2 separate regions of the Homo sapiens genome follow, and region 2 is linked to region 1. A link is a contact called in ENCODE Hi-C or POLR2A ChIA-PET data. All regions are on one chromosome and are shown on one strand. The core of a region is the stretch at or near the end of the contact, and the rest is flanking DNA. Distances in the headings are between cores, read along the strand shown.

Evidence for each region. Hi-C counts contacts between places; a loop is a spot of excess contacts on that map. ChIA-PET counts read pairs that join two places held with the same protein, here RNA polymerase II (POLR2A). Pooled maps may share reads with other maps.
Region 2: a pooled map shows a loop between it and region 1 (2.4-fold over the local background). The contact joins two enhancer-like sites. A Hi-C loop is called at or near these places in 4 of 168 maps with a recorded cell type or tissue (K562, PC-9, mammary epithelial cell and 1 more), 6 of 37 single-sample maps with no recorded cell type and 7 of 50 pooled maps. POLR2A ChIA-PET finds 5 or more read pairs at or near these places in 3 of 52 experiments (OCI-LY7, PC-3 and activated CD8-positive, alpha-beta memory T cell).

The regions. Positions count from the first base shown.
Region 1 is chr17:62,162,183-62,169,580 of GRCh38, reverse strand. No RefSeq gene overlaps it. Among named protein-coding and RNA genes, the nearest start is that of MED13, 100 kb to the right of the region's middle. Within about 2 kb of position 4,125, at least 4 of the 41 ENCODE cell types and tissues checked have a DNase peak (open chromatin) inside an H3K27ac peak, as active enhancers do; they include PC-9, where a contact is called at or near this core.
Region 2 is chr17:62,089,684-62,097,081 of GRCh38, reverse strand. No RefSeq gene overlaps it. Among named protein-coding and RNA genes, the nearest start is that of MED13, 28 kb to the right of the region's middle. Within about 2 kb of position 3,446, at least 5 of the 41 ENCODE cell types and tissues checked have a DNase peak (open chromatin) inside an H3K27ac peak, as active enhancers do; they include PC-9, where a contact is called at or near this core.

The sequences.
Region 1 (7,398 bases), core at 2,876-5,375:
GAACTCCTGGCCTCAAGTGATCCACCTGCCTTGGCCTCCCAAAGTGCTGGAATTACAGGCGTGAGCCACCACACCTGGCCTATTTTATTTTATTTTTATCCTCCTGCCTCAGCCTCCCAAGTACTTTTTTTGGCCTCTTCTAACTGCAAAGCCTCTCTTGATACACTCTTTTTCCCTACTTTCATGGTTCCCTCATCATTCCTGGACTGCAGAAAACTAGGTGGGGTGCATAAGTTCTTGCTCCAGGTCTGTGTTACTCTCAGGTGTGTGGAAAATGTTTTGCTTCAGCTGGGCACGGTGGCTCACACTTGTAGTCCCAGCACTTTGGGAGGCCGAGATGAGTGGATCACCTGAGGTCAGGAGTTTGAGACCAGCCTGACCAATATGACGAAACCCTGTCTCTAATTAAAAAAAAAATACAAAAATTAACCGGGTGTGGTGGCATGCACCTGTAATCCCAGCTACTCAGGAGGCTGAGGCAGAAGAATCGCTTGAACCCGGGAGGCAGAGGTTGCAGTGAGCTGAGATCGTGCCACTGCATTCCACCCTGGGCAACATAGTGAGACTCTGTCTCAAAAAAAAAAAAAAAAAATGTTTTGCTTCTCCCTGAACCACGCTGATGCCCAGGGGGCTGCTTGGAGGCTGCCTCTGTCTCACCTGCTGAGGTGCACAACCCAGATATTCCTTCTGTGTCCTCACCATGGTGGGTGAGAGGACTGTGGCATGTTGAAACCTGCCTGGGCTCTATTCTGGTTCTGGGAATGCATCACAGCTTCCCTCTACCTTGGTTTCTTCATGCCTGTTGGGTATGAGAGGAAGCTGGGGAAAGCCTTTTTTTTTTTTTTTTTTTTTTTTTTGAGACAGAGTATCACTCTGTCACCCAGGCTGGAGGGCAGTGGCACAATCTCAGCTCACTGCAACCTCTGCCTCCTGAGTTCAAGCGAATCTCCTGCCTCAGCCTCCCGAGTAGCTGGGATTACAGGTGCGAGCCACCGTGCCCGGCTTTTTTTTTTTTTTTTTTTTTAATAGAGACAGGTTTTACCATGTTGGCCAGGCTGGTCTTGAACTCCTGACTTAACCTCAGGTGATCCACTCACCTTGGCCTCCCAAAGTGCTGGGATTACAGTCATGAGCCACCGTGCCCAGCCTGAGGAAGTTCCCTGACCCTTTCTTAGGAACCTACTGCTATCTAAACCTTCTTTCCTTCTGATTCTCTCTCTCCATTCCTCCAGCCCAAGTAAACTTTATCTAGTTTCAGAGGTGGCGCTTAGCAATATTCTAAATTGTTCATGCTCTGAGATCTTCAGGATTTGGCTCATACTCAAAAATCCTTTTCTGCTGTAGCAACCCTTTCTCAAGGTAATTAATGTCTCATTGTATAGCTTTCAAGGGGGTATAAAGGAACTACCAGGAATTAGAAACATATCTGTTAATATATCAAAATATGGTGCCAGTACACTGCTGCAAAGGAAATTTAATGATGAGAGGCAGTGAGAATTGGGAGATTTCTTTTTTGTTTTTCTTGAGACAGAGTCTCACTCAGTTGCCCAGGCTGGAGTGCAATGGTGCGATCTTGGCTCATTGCAACTGCTGCCTCCCAGGTTCAAGGGATTCTCTTGCCTCAGCCTCCCCAGTAGCTGGGACTACAGGCACGCACCACCACACCCAGTTAATTTTTTTGTATTTTTATTAGAGATGAGGTTTTGCCATGTTGACCAGGCTGGTTTGAACTCCTGACCTCAGTTGATCCACCCGCCTTGGCCTCCCAAACAGCTGGGATTACAGGTGTGAGCCACTGCACTTGGCCGAGAATTGGGAGATTTCAGAATGAGGGGAGATGCAGAGCACCCCTTCTCACTCTCAGGGGCAGTGTGTAGCAAGCATCCAGCCCTTTCTTGTGGTTCAGCATGATTTTAGCTCTTAATGCACCCTCAAGCAAGTGTCTATTACTACAGGCATCTATCAGTTGAGGTCTACTTCATCTGCACCTGGAAAGCCCTCCCCAGGGGAAAGGAAGGCCTGTTTCTCTGCTTCTTCAGGGATTGAGTTAGGGCCCAAGACTCAACTCATGGGAGGGGGTGTCTCAGTGAGTGCATGATGGCTGCCCACATAGCCTTAGATTGGAAAACTGGGAAGAAAAAGTAGAAATAAATGAATCTCCCCTACCTTGGAAATTAGTTCTTTCAACAGATTGTGTTAGCACTTGAAATCACTGCTTTAACTACTAAAATTGATTAAATTAGCAGCTCTGTATTTTGCCAAGATTTTTATAGGCTTTTCCCCCTTCTCAACAAATTAAAACCTGGCTTGCAGGGGAGTGTAATAGACTGGAGACATTTCTCCTCCTGTCGCTGGATGCTGGTGTAGCAAGTTTTTGACAGTTTTTAACAAGAAAGTCTTAATTCTTGATTACTACTCCTTATGCGTCTTATTCTGGGACTGCAGTATGGGTGTGTGGGAGGAAAACTGATGTAACATTGAAGAGTTTAATAAATATTTGTGATATGGAGTTTTAAAATTATTGCTTCACTGAAGCCTATTATTATTATAAGAAACAATTATTTCAATTTAAAGATAATGCTAGATCTTTGGTAATATGTTAATAAGTCGAATAAAATATTTCTTGATATAAATGTCAGACCTGGTGCAAACGAATAGATTTAAAATAATGTTTTTGGCCAGGCCCAGTGGCTCACGCCTGTAATCCCAGCATTTTGGGAGGCTGAGGCGGGCAAATAACCTGAGGTCGGGAGTTCAAGACTGCCCTGGCCAACATGGTGAAATCCTGTCTCTACTAAAAATACAAAAATTAGCCAGGCATGGTGGCGCGTGCCTGTAATCCCAGCTACTCAGGAGGCTGAAGCAGGAGAATCGCTTGAACCCAGGAGGCAGAGGCAGAGGTTGCAGTGAGCTGAGACTGCGCCACAGCACTCCAGCCTGGGTGAGAGAGCAAGACTCAGTCTCAAAAAATAAATACAATAAAATAATGTTTTTAATTCCAATGTATTTTGTCATAAAATAACTGCTAGCAATCATATTCACTGTCCAAAACATAACATTATCCAAAATCTAGAAAAGATGTAATGTTCAACTTAAACAATGCAAAAGGGAATGGTGGAATGATGAAGAAGCATGTTGTATAATGTTCAAAGGAATATTATAGTCTTGACTCCAATTCAAATGAAACACATATTTTTACTAAACTCTGAACTCACATCAACTTTCAAAGTATGCATTTTTTGCTTATGTTATAATTGGAAGTGAAAATAGGACACAAAAGTATATACATACTATATAGAGAGAGAATGATCACAGCAATGTTTTTTTTTTTTAAACTGTGCATGAATAAAAGCCCAAAAGGAAATTGAAACATTATTAATGGCTATCTTTTGGGTGGTGGGTATAATGTGATTTTTTAAAATTTCTTTCATCTTTTTGACATTTTCCAAATCTCCTGTAATGAGCATGTATTTCTTCTATATTGACCAAATAAATTTAAAACACTACTTTTTTTTTTTTTTTTGAGACAGAGTCTTGCTCTGTTGCCAGGCTGGAAAGCAGTGGCGCAATCTCGCCTCAGTGCAACCTCTGCCTCCCAGGTTCAAGCAATTCTTCTGCCTCAGCCTCCCGAGTAAATAGGACTACAGGCGTGTGCTACCACGCCCAGCTAATTTTTGCATTTTTAGTAGAGACAGGGTTTCACCATGTTGGCCAGGCTGGTCTCGATCTCTTGACCTCGTGATTCGCCTGCCTCGGCCTCCCAAAATGCTGGGATTATAGGTGTGAGTCACTGCGCCCAGCCTAAAACACTACTTTTAAAAGGAAGTATATATTTCCCATGCTGTCACTTGCATTTATTAAATACAATATATTCTTTATTTACACTCCTCATGATTGTTTGGAAAGGTAGATGAGCAAGAATTAAATGCTAACGTAGATGCTGGAGATGCATCAGTGCACTTTATACAGTGTTACCAAGAAGCTGGTATTAGAACAAGGATCAAACACCCTTTGGTCTTCAAAGTAATAAAGACACTGTGTAGTCATAGTTTCAGTTTAACTCTCCTCCCTCTGTGACTAGATTGCTTTGCCTTTGAACTGCCCACTGGAAAGGGCCAGGTGTGTAAATGCTCAGATCTTTCTAAAGTTGACAACTGCTTCCCTTCACATTTCATTTTACATAATGATTTCAATGCAGGAATGTCATGGTGTAAAGTGACAGGGAAATATAAGGTGCTAAAATAAGGTACAGCAATATTGTTAAAAGGCTGTGGAGTTGCCTGTTGATAGCTGAGGTTTTTGCAGATTTTATCTATAGACCTAGTGAATTCTACCGATGAGGAAGGCAGTAGAAATCTGAACAACTAGGATCAAAAGGAGAGGATGTCTTTGATCATCTATTTGACTGAAAGTAATAGTCACAATTTACTTGAGTATTTTATAGGTGCTAAACACATCCAGAATAACTCTTTTTCCTCTACTTTTAGTGCAGCTTTTGGCACTGGTTTGTACAAAAGTTTGTTCAAGAATCTTTAGGAAAACTAGTATGCATTTGCCTGATTTACTTTTGTATTGGAGCAGAAAAGAAAAACGTCAGGCATGAAATCATGAACCCTATAGACACTGCCAAGGTAAACAGATTCATGAATTAGTTACTTTCACAAAGATCTTAACATGTTTATAAAAGCATTTCTTTGGGCCCTCTTCTGCCCCAGCCCTGTACTCTGAGACAAATGACTATTTTATTACACTTGTATTGAGAGCCTTAGAGGCAATCACTAGTGCTATAGGTGAAAGACTATCTTTAAAATTTTATAAATGAATGGTTAAAATGAATCTCCAAAGGTTGTTTCTTTTTTTTTTCCGAAATAGAGTCTCATTCAATCGCCCAGGCTGGAGTGTGCAGTGGCGTGATCTCGGCTCACTGCAACTTCCGTGTCCTGGATTTAAGCGATTCTCCTGTCTCAGCCTCCTGAGTAGCTGGGATTAAAGGCACCCACCACCACGCCCAGCTAATTTTTTGTATTTTTAGTAGAGACAGGGTTTCACCTTGTTGGCCAGGCTGATCTCGAACTCCTGACCTCAAATGATCTACCTGCCTTGGCCTCCCAAAGTGCTGGGATTACAGGCATGAGCCACCTCGCCCGGCCCCTCCAAAGGTTGTTTCAATGTTTCCCTGTCAGAGAGGAGACCTTGGGTAATTATTTAAGACATTAAGTAAAAGAAAGATCCAATGTATACAAGATGTAGAGTAGAAATCAGAAAACTTGAGGTTTCTGGGACAGAATGAGCCTTGTGGGATGCCCTACCTGAAAGCTTTCAAAATATGATTATAGCCCTGAACCCTGTCCAAAGAGACCCCCAAATTTACTAACACCTTTGTGCCTGTCAGAGTCCACATGCTAGGACTAAATTGACCAGAGCAGCAAGGAGAGAGAGGAGGCTGGGCTGGAATATTGGCTGAATAGGAAGCTTCCTGGCTCTGGATCATGGCCAGGAGTAGATAATGATCCGCAGGATCTGGCAGATCAGGAATGGGCTGCACAGGTGCTGGGTGGAGCAAAGCCTGTGTTTAAGTAAACACAGATAAGAAGCAGGCTGTGGTAGGTGAAGGGGCAAGGGTGGAACCAAGAGTAAAGAAATGGTAGAGTGGAGTTGGATAATAGGATTCCGGCTATAAGAGGTAGTGTTTCTAGGCTGGGTGCGGTGGCTCACACCTGTAATCCCAGCATTTTGGGAGGCTGAGATGGGTAGATCACTTGAGGTCAGGAGTTCGAGACCAGCATGGCCAACATGGCAAAACCCCATCTCTACTAAAAATACAGAAATTAGCTGGGTGTGGGGGTGGGTGCCTATAATTTCAGCTTCTAGGGAGGCTGAGGCAGGCGAATCCCTTGAATCCAGGAGGCAGAGGTCGCAGTGAGCCAGGATCGTGCCACTGCACTCCAGCCTGGGCAACAGTGCGAGACTCTGTCTCATAAAATAAAATAAATAAAATAATGCCTATCAATGGAAATTTGTTTTCATTTGCTTAGCATTAACTCCCATTGGGGAATAATCTTCTGGACAAAAATATCATTTCATACCTGATCATAGACTCTCAAAGTTAAAGGGATCATAAAAGACAAAATACTATGTTCCAACAAGATATCTGAACCATCTATGACATCCCTGTATTTGTTGTCTATTGCTGAAAAACAAATTACCCCCAAATATATCAACTTTAAAATGGTTTTGGAAGGTCAGGAATCCTGGTGCAATTTAGCTGGGTGGTTCTAATCCAGGGTCTTTGATGAGGTTGAAGTCAAACTGTCAGCTGCAGATGCAGTCAACTTAAGGTTTGACTGAGTCTAGAAGATCCACTTCAAGCTCACTCACTTGCTTGTTGGCAAGAGATTGCAGTTCTTCATCACGTGGGCCTTGCCATAGGGCTGCTCACTGCATGACAGCTGGCTTCCCCCAGAGCAAGTGATACAAGATAAAGGGAATGATGCCATATTGCCTTTAATAGCCTTGTCTCTAAGTTATATCCCAGCATACTGTCTTATTCTATTAATTAGAAGTGACTCATTAAGTCCAGTCCACAACTAAGGGACGGAATGACCCAAAGGCATGAATACCAGGAGGTATGGATCATGGGGCCATCTTGGAGACCGGCTACCACAATTCCCTAGAAGATGTCACCTAATTTTTGCCTAAATACCTCCAGAGATGGGTAGCTTGTTTGAGAGGCAGCCCAACCCACTTTTGAAAAGCATTATGGTTTAATTTATATTGAGTTAATATCTTCAGCAACTTCTATATATCAGTTCTAATTTAATCCCAAAATGTTCTTCCACAAGACAATCATTCATATAATTGGAAACATGTCACCTTTTCAGTCATTGGCGAGACAAGTAACTCAAATTCCTTTGACTCTTTTTTTTTTTTTTTTTTTTTTTTTTTGAGATGGAGTCTCGCTCAGTCGCCCAGGCTGGAGTACCGTGGCGCCATCTCGGCTCACTGCAACCTCCGCCTCCCGGGTTCACGCCATGCTCCTGCCTCAGCCTCCCCAGTAGCTGGGACTACAGGCGCCCACCACTATGCCTGGCTAATTTTTTTGTATTTTTAGTAGAGACGGGGTTTCACCGTCTTAGCCACGATGGTCTTGATCTCCTGACTTCGTGATCCGCCCGTCTCGGCCTCCCAAAGTGCTGGGATTACAGGCGTGAGCCACCGTGCCGGGCCTCTTTTTTCTTTTTTTTTTCTTCTAGAGATGAGTCTCACCATATTGCCCAGGCTGGTCTTGATCTTCTGGGCTCAAGCAATCCTCCTGCCTTGGCCTCCCAAAGTGTCCTTTGACTATTTCTTATGTGATTAGAGTTTCAGTCTGTTTCTTATTCTGATTGCCTGAATGTG
Region 2 (7,398 bases), core at 2,197-4,696, 72 kb after region 1:
ATAGGCCGGGCGCGGTAGCTCATGCCTATAATCCCGGCACTTTGGGAGGCCGAGGCAGGCAGATCACCAGGTCAGGAGATCGAGACCATCCTCGATAACACGGTGAAACCCATCTCTACTACAAATACAAAAAAATTAGCCGGGCGCGGTGGCGGGCGCCTGTAGTCCCAGCTACTCGGAAAGTTGAGGCAGGAGAATGGTGTGAACCTGGGAGGCAGAGCTTGCAGTGAGCCGAGATCGCGCCACTGCACTCCAGCCTGGGCAACAGAGCGAGATTCCATCTCAAAAAAATAAAATAAATAAATAAATAAATAAATAAATAAATAAATAAGGCTGTAGAGGGAAGACCATCAGCTGCTGTGAGAAAAGTAAATTGCAGGCAGTGGAAACGTGGGCAGACCATTAGAACACTGTCCCAGAAGCCCAGGCAAGAGAAGATGATAGTGAGCCCAGTTCTGAAGAAAAAGAAGTAGATAGAGGCAGTATTGACAAGACTTGGTGATAGACTGGATTTGGGCAGGGATCAAGGGCCACTGGGGCTTCTGGCTTGCCTAATTCCATGATTAAATGACACCATTCACCAGTCATTACCGAGGACCTGGGACTTTATCAACACCCTCGCTACATGCTGGCGACCTGTTGAACACATGGATTCTCAGCATGTGTGTAAATGTGATGCTCACACAAAAGACATTTCAGCTCTGACCATGATCATTTCCTGCCAGATCTCATTTAAAAAGGAGGTTGTCCCACGAGTCTTATTCATGTTTCAACCATTAATTGAAGTAGGCAAGGTTTGCTAGTTTCTCTGGGACTTGGTATTTATTATACCAGTAACACGAGAAAGCTGAACCAGACAGCCTCTAAGGATCCTACGAAGAGGGGATGGTCTCTAGCAGCTAGAGGTCTTCCAGACACTGAAATATCTTTCATGCTTGTCTTTCCTCAACCCCTGGGCTCTCATAATGAAGAATAATACATCCAATTTGCTGGTCCATGTTCTGTTCTTGGCAGATCTGTAGTTCTGGATTCCTGCTTCGGCGTTCCAGGACTGTGACTTGGGTCTGCATAAACCACAATAACCACAAGCAACTTTGTTGTATTTCTTTCCAAGTACTTCTTTCCAAGTCAACTTTGGGACACACCACCTGATGGTCTCAGAGGAAACTTAGTTCTCTGTGTGTTTCTATTTCAAAATGAAGGCTATCTTCGGACAACAGAACAAACGTGCCAACGTTTTATTCCCAAAAGCAGAGTACACAAACTCCCAGGAGCTGCCAGCCCTTTAGTCAATCTGCCTCTTAGAAAATGCTGTTACTGTGGCCGGGCGCGGTGGTTCATGCCTATAATCCCAGCACTTTGGGAGGCCAAGGCGGGTGGATCACCTGAGGTCAGGAGTTCGAAACCAGCCGGCCAACATGGTGAAACCCCGTCTCTACTAAAAATACAAAAAAATTAGCCAGGTGTGGAGGCACATACCTGTAATCCCAGCTACTTGGGAGGCTGAGGCAGGAGAATTCCTTGAACCTGGGAGCTGGAGGTTGCAGTGAGCTGAGATCGCACCCTTGCACTCCAGCCTGGGCAACAAGAATGAAACTCCGTCTCAAAAAAAGAAAAAAAGAAAAGAAAAGAAAAGAAAGAAAATGCTGTTACTATTCAACACTCCTGGAGCCTCACCTTCTTTCCAGCCACGGCAGTGACATGACACAGAACCTATAGCTAACTGAGCCATGCCAACTTTGTTGCCAACCCACAATCAACAGTGTAAGGGGCTGCCTTTGAATCTGACCTTCTCTACATAAACTCCTAACTGTGGGTTCCAGAAGGAGAACTCAAGGTCATGTGCTGTAGTTGTGCCTTGATGCCTTTGTATGGCTTGTCTAAAATACCATGGCATCTCTAAAATTCTTGGTTGAGAACTGCCTAAGGCTTAACCTGGCATGGTGGCCTGTACCTGTAGTCCTAGCTACTTGAGAGGCCGAGGTGGGAGGATTGCTTGGGTCCAGGAGGTGGAGATTACAGTGAGTTATGATCATGCCACTGCACTCCAGCCTGGGCGACAGAGGGAGATCCTGTCTCAAAAAAAAAAAAAAAAAGTTAATTAAATTCAATTTTTTTCTTTTTTCTTTCTTTTTTTTTTTTTTGAGACAGAGTTTTGCCCTTGTTGCCGAGGCTGGAGTGCAATGGTGCGCTCTTGGCTCACTGCAACCTCCGCCTCCCAGGTTCAAGCGATTCTCTTGCCTTAGCCTCCTGAGTACCTGGGATTACAGGCACATGCCACCATGTCCAGCTAATTTTTGTAGTTTTAGTAGAGACAGGGTTTCCTCATATTGGTCAGGCTGGTCTTGAACTCCTGACCTCAGGTGATCCACCTGCCTCGGCCTCCCAAAGTGCTGGGATTACAGGTGTGAGCCACCGCACCCAGCCTAATTCAATTTTTTTGTAAAGAAAATTGCTTAAGATAAACATGACAACCTGGAGTCTGGCATAAGAGTCAGTGCTGTGTTGAAACATATGCACTTGGGCCCAGACCAAGGACTGTCCCAGAGAATCCCTGAGAAGCAAACTGCATGAAAACTATAACTGATTTAATCCTAACTAGAGCTATGATACTTTCCTGCAAAGAAAGTGGCACAGTTTCCCTAAGCCTCACTCTGGCCATCATTTGAGTGATAAACACAGCCCTGTGCTCTACGCAAAACCAACCCTGCTCTCTGCCCTTCTCCCTGCTTCAAGTTCCTGAATCAAACAAGTGCCCTCTAACTTTCTCTTTCACAACGAGAAAGTTCTCCATGGATGAATTCCTTCTACATTTAGATTATGGCTCTGGAATATAAAATTTATCCCCCTGTGATAAACAGGTCCATTCTGTATAATGTCTGTTATGCTGTAATTTTTTCCTTCTAAGGGAAGCTTATTAATTTGAATTAAACTGCTGGTTGCTGGCCAGCCAATGTATTAATTGTCCTTGGTCAAATGCCAATCTGTAGTTTCATTAGCTGTATCTGGACTTTGCGGGGAGGGAAAGGTCATGTGGTATTAAACAGGATGGCCAGTTCATTGCTGCTGCTCCTGAAGGCAGCGAGTTCACAGAGCATGCAGCAGCACATCCTAGGGCTTTGTTTAAACAAATGGGCTGAGTACCCCAGAATGTACCTGCAACACTTTTGTAATTATTTGATTGTTGCCTCTCTGACTAGATAATCAAGTGCATGGGGGCGCATTATAGGTGCTGCATATTTTCAAATTAACAAATAAATGCATAAATAAAGTTGAAAGGCTATGGGGTCAAGAGAAGCTGGGGAAGTCAAGAGAGGACTTGAATGAATCAAAGGTTTGGCTAAAGTCAGGTTATGAGTAAGCCTAGTTATGAGTAAGCAGAACCTATGATGCAGAAAAGACACAGATGAGATGGTATGAACGCCAGTCTGTTGTGAGCACAGAGTGTGGCAGACACAAAGGGAGTGTCTGAGTCACATAAGAGTAAAGATTCACAAAATCCCACAGCTAAGGTCTTGGAACTGCCTTGAATTGATAGCCACCTTCTTAGCCCTTTCTTCCTGACCCTGATTGCTCAGCCTTTTCTGGGTTTCCATGAATATGTACCTTTACAATCAACCATTTATTACTAAAGGTGACTTGAATGAATTGCCATTTCCTGGGAGTCTCAGTTTTAGGCACCCCTAGGCACAGCACATGAGCCCTGAGGAATCCAATTATTATATATCCCATGAAGCACATTATCCGTTTCTGTGGCTAGAATCATGGCCAGCTCATGAGATGGCCCGACATATTTGAATTCAGTGTGCAGACACAGCTTAGGCTCAACCCAGAACCCCTGCCACACATACCGTGTTTTATCACCACACATTTTAAGAAAATGCTCTTATCACTCTTGAGCAAGAGCAAATAGGTTTGTTTGGCCAAATCTGTATTTTTAAATTGAATATCATGAATAAAAAATAAATATTATTTTGGAATAATACTTAAGAGGAGTTAGGAAGATAGATCATTTTTTATCAAATCATCATCCACACGTATTGCTTGGTTATGAATCATCTAGTCATACTGTCAATTACCCTCATGGCCTTGAGCCCTTTTCAGTGCCTGTATATGTTAGTTTTCTGTTGCTGCTAAAACAAATTGTCACACATTTAGTGGCCTAAATAACACAAACATATTATCTTGGTGTTCTGTAGGTTGGAAGTCCGACACAAACCTCACTGGGCTAAGATCAAGGTATTAGCAAGGTTTCATTCCTTTGCAGAAGCTCTAGAGAACCTATTTCCTAGACTTTTTTTTTTTTTTTTTTTTTTGAGATGAAGTCTCACTCTTGTCCTTCAGGCTGGAGTGCGATGGCGCGATCTCGGCTCACTGCAACCTCTGCCTCCTGGGTTCAAGCGATTCTCCTGCCTCGGCCCCCCTGAGTAGCTGGGATTACAGGAGCCTGCCACCATGCCCAGCTAATTTTTGTATTTTTTTTTTTTTTAGTAGAGATGGGGTTTCACCATGTTGGCCAGGCTAGTCTAGAACTCCTGACCTCAGGTGATCCACCCGTCTTGGCCCCCCAAAGTGCTGGAATTACAGGCGTGAGCCATTGTGCCCCGCCGACTTCTTTATTTTTTGAAGAAATGGGGTTTCTTGCTGAAGTGCAGCGGCACAATCATAGCTCACTGCAACCTGGAATTCCCGGGCTCAAGCAATTCTCCCCCTCAGCCTCCCGAGCAGCTAGGACTACAGGCACACCATGCTTATTTTTACAGAGACAGGGTCTTCCTATGTTGCCCAGGCTGGTCTTGAGCTCCTGGGCTCAAGCAATCCTCCCACAGCACTGAGATTTCAGGCACGAGCCACCAAACCCGGTCGGTTCCTAGCCTTTTCTAGCTCCTAGAGGATATTTTCATTGCTTGGCTCATGGTTCCTTTCTGTTTTCAAAGCCAGCAGCAGTGAGTCCTTTTCACATACACATCTCTTTGACCCTTCTCCAGTCACATCTCCCTCTGACCTCAGCTGGGAAAGGTTCAGTGCTTTTCAGGACTCATTGGTTAGGTTGGGCCCACCCAGAAAACCCCATGTCAAGGTCCTTAACCCTAACCACATCTGCAAAGTCCCTTTTGCCAAGTAAGGTAATATATTCACAGACTCCAGAGATTAGATCGTGGCTGTTTTGAGGGAGCAATTACTCTTTCTACCATACCATAATTGCAAATTTCTCTATGTTCTTAAGAGAGCACCTAGGATCAAGATAGCAGCCAAGTGTGTCTAAAAAGTCCAAGTAGGTTGCTAGATGGAGGGAACCTCACAATAAGAAATAAGATACAGCTCTTTCTTTTTTTCTTTTTTTTTTTTTTTGAGACGGAGTGTCACTCTGTCGCCCAGGCTGAAGTGCGGTGGTGTGATTGCGGCTCACTGCAACCTCTGCCTCCCAGGTTCAAGAGATTTTCCTGCCTCAGCCTCCCGAGTAGCTGGGACTACAAGTCCACGCCACCATTCCTGGCTAATTTTGTGTATTTTTAGTAGAGAAGTGGTTTCGCCAAATTGGCCAGGCTGGTCTTCAACTCCTGACCTCAGGTGGTCTGCCCACCTCAGCCTCACTCCCAAAGTGCTGGGATTAGTGTGAGCCACTGCGCCCAACCAAGATACAGCTCTTTCAATCAAGGATCAGCAGAAAGAAAATAGAAAGACCACTTACTGAGTGTTCTTAGCTTCAATGTGTCAGGCATGGTGAGATGTATCTCATTTAACCTTCATAACAACTCTTTCCAATAGATATTATCTCCATTTTTCTAGTGAGGAAACCAAGACTCAGACTGGTTAAATAATTTGTACAAGTCCGGGCATAGTGGCTCGTGCCTGTAATTCCAGCACTTTAGGAGGCCAAGGCTGGTGGATCATCTGAGCCCAGGAGTTTGAGATCGGCCTGGGTAACATGGCAAAAACCCGTCTCTTCCAAAAAATACAAAAAGTTAGTCTAGCGTGGTGGTGTGCGCCTGTGGTTCCAGCTACTCGGGAGGCTGAGGTGGGAGGATGGATTGAGCCGGGGAGGCCAAGGCTGCAGTGAGCTGAGATCGTGCCACTGACCTCCAGCCTGGGTGACAGAGGGAGACCCTGTCTCAAAAGTAAATTTAAAAATATACATTTGGCATTGCACATCTAAAAGGAAAACTTGACCCCAGCACAGAATATTTCCTCTATTTCCCTGTTTGGACTATAACCAGGAAGACTGCTAGATACACCACATAATTTTTTCAGAAAGTGACCATGGATAATCCTACTGTTTTATTAACTGGGAAGGCTATGGACCTGAGGACTGCCCATGGGGGATTTACTCATCAGATCCATGCTCCGATCAAGTCCTCTCTTTCTATCAACGACACACAGGTAAACCTGGATCCAAGAAGCCTGTGAAGACTGTCCTGAAATATTTTTCCTGAGACCCTTGCAATGTCTCAGCCCCACTCCTATCCATCCAATTACTATTGCCTGCAAGATTATAGACCGGGCTCGCTACAGATGCATTCTTACCAAGTGAGAGAAATAAATAGCTATTGAAGCTGAGAGAGGATATTGCTTCTGCACTGCGAGCTCTCCTCTCCTGGCTCTGGGTACCTTGCTGCTCTCCCTCCAATTCTACCTCTCCTTCCACATTTTCTGTGACCCTCTCTGAGGCCAGCTCTTTGACGGATCAATAGCTCTGCTCCCTGCAGACTGTTTGCATGTACTTTGGTCACACTATCTTGTTCTGCCCTCTGATATTTATTTACTCCTGCTTTCTGTTGATTAATTGGCCTTTGTGTTATTGCTGCTTAAACCCTTGCGTTTCTTTTTGAGGCCTTGTGCTCTCAGACCCTCAGCCTGCTGCCACATTCAACATAACTACCATCTCCTTCTAGAATTCTATATAGGCAGATCCAACATATACTACTTGGAACTAGCTTCTCTTAGGGCCTACTACAATCCAAAGCTGTTTATTGAGACCAGCAATACTCTAGGACTGTGACTTTCTTTTTATTATTTCAATTTCTTAATATTTATGCCTTTTATTGTGAAATGCAATTTTGGTGTTAAATTTGTTTTCTTTTTTTTTTTTTTTTGAGAAGAAGTTTCACTCTTGTTGCCCAGGCTAGAGTGCAATGGCACGATCTCGACTCACCACAACCCCCACCTCTCTGGTTCAAGCAATTCCCCTGTCTCAGCCTCTCAAGTAGCTGGGATTATAGGCATGCACCACCATGCCCAGCTAATTTTGTATTTGTAGTAGAGACGGGGTTTCTCTATTTTGGTCAGGCTGGTCTCAAACTCCTGACCTCAGGTGATCTACCCGCCTCGGCCTCCCAAAGTGCTGGAATTATAGGCATGAGCCACCGTGCCCGGCCTAATTTGTATTCTTGAATTGCA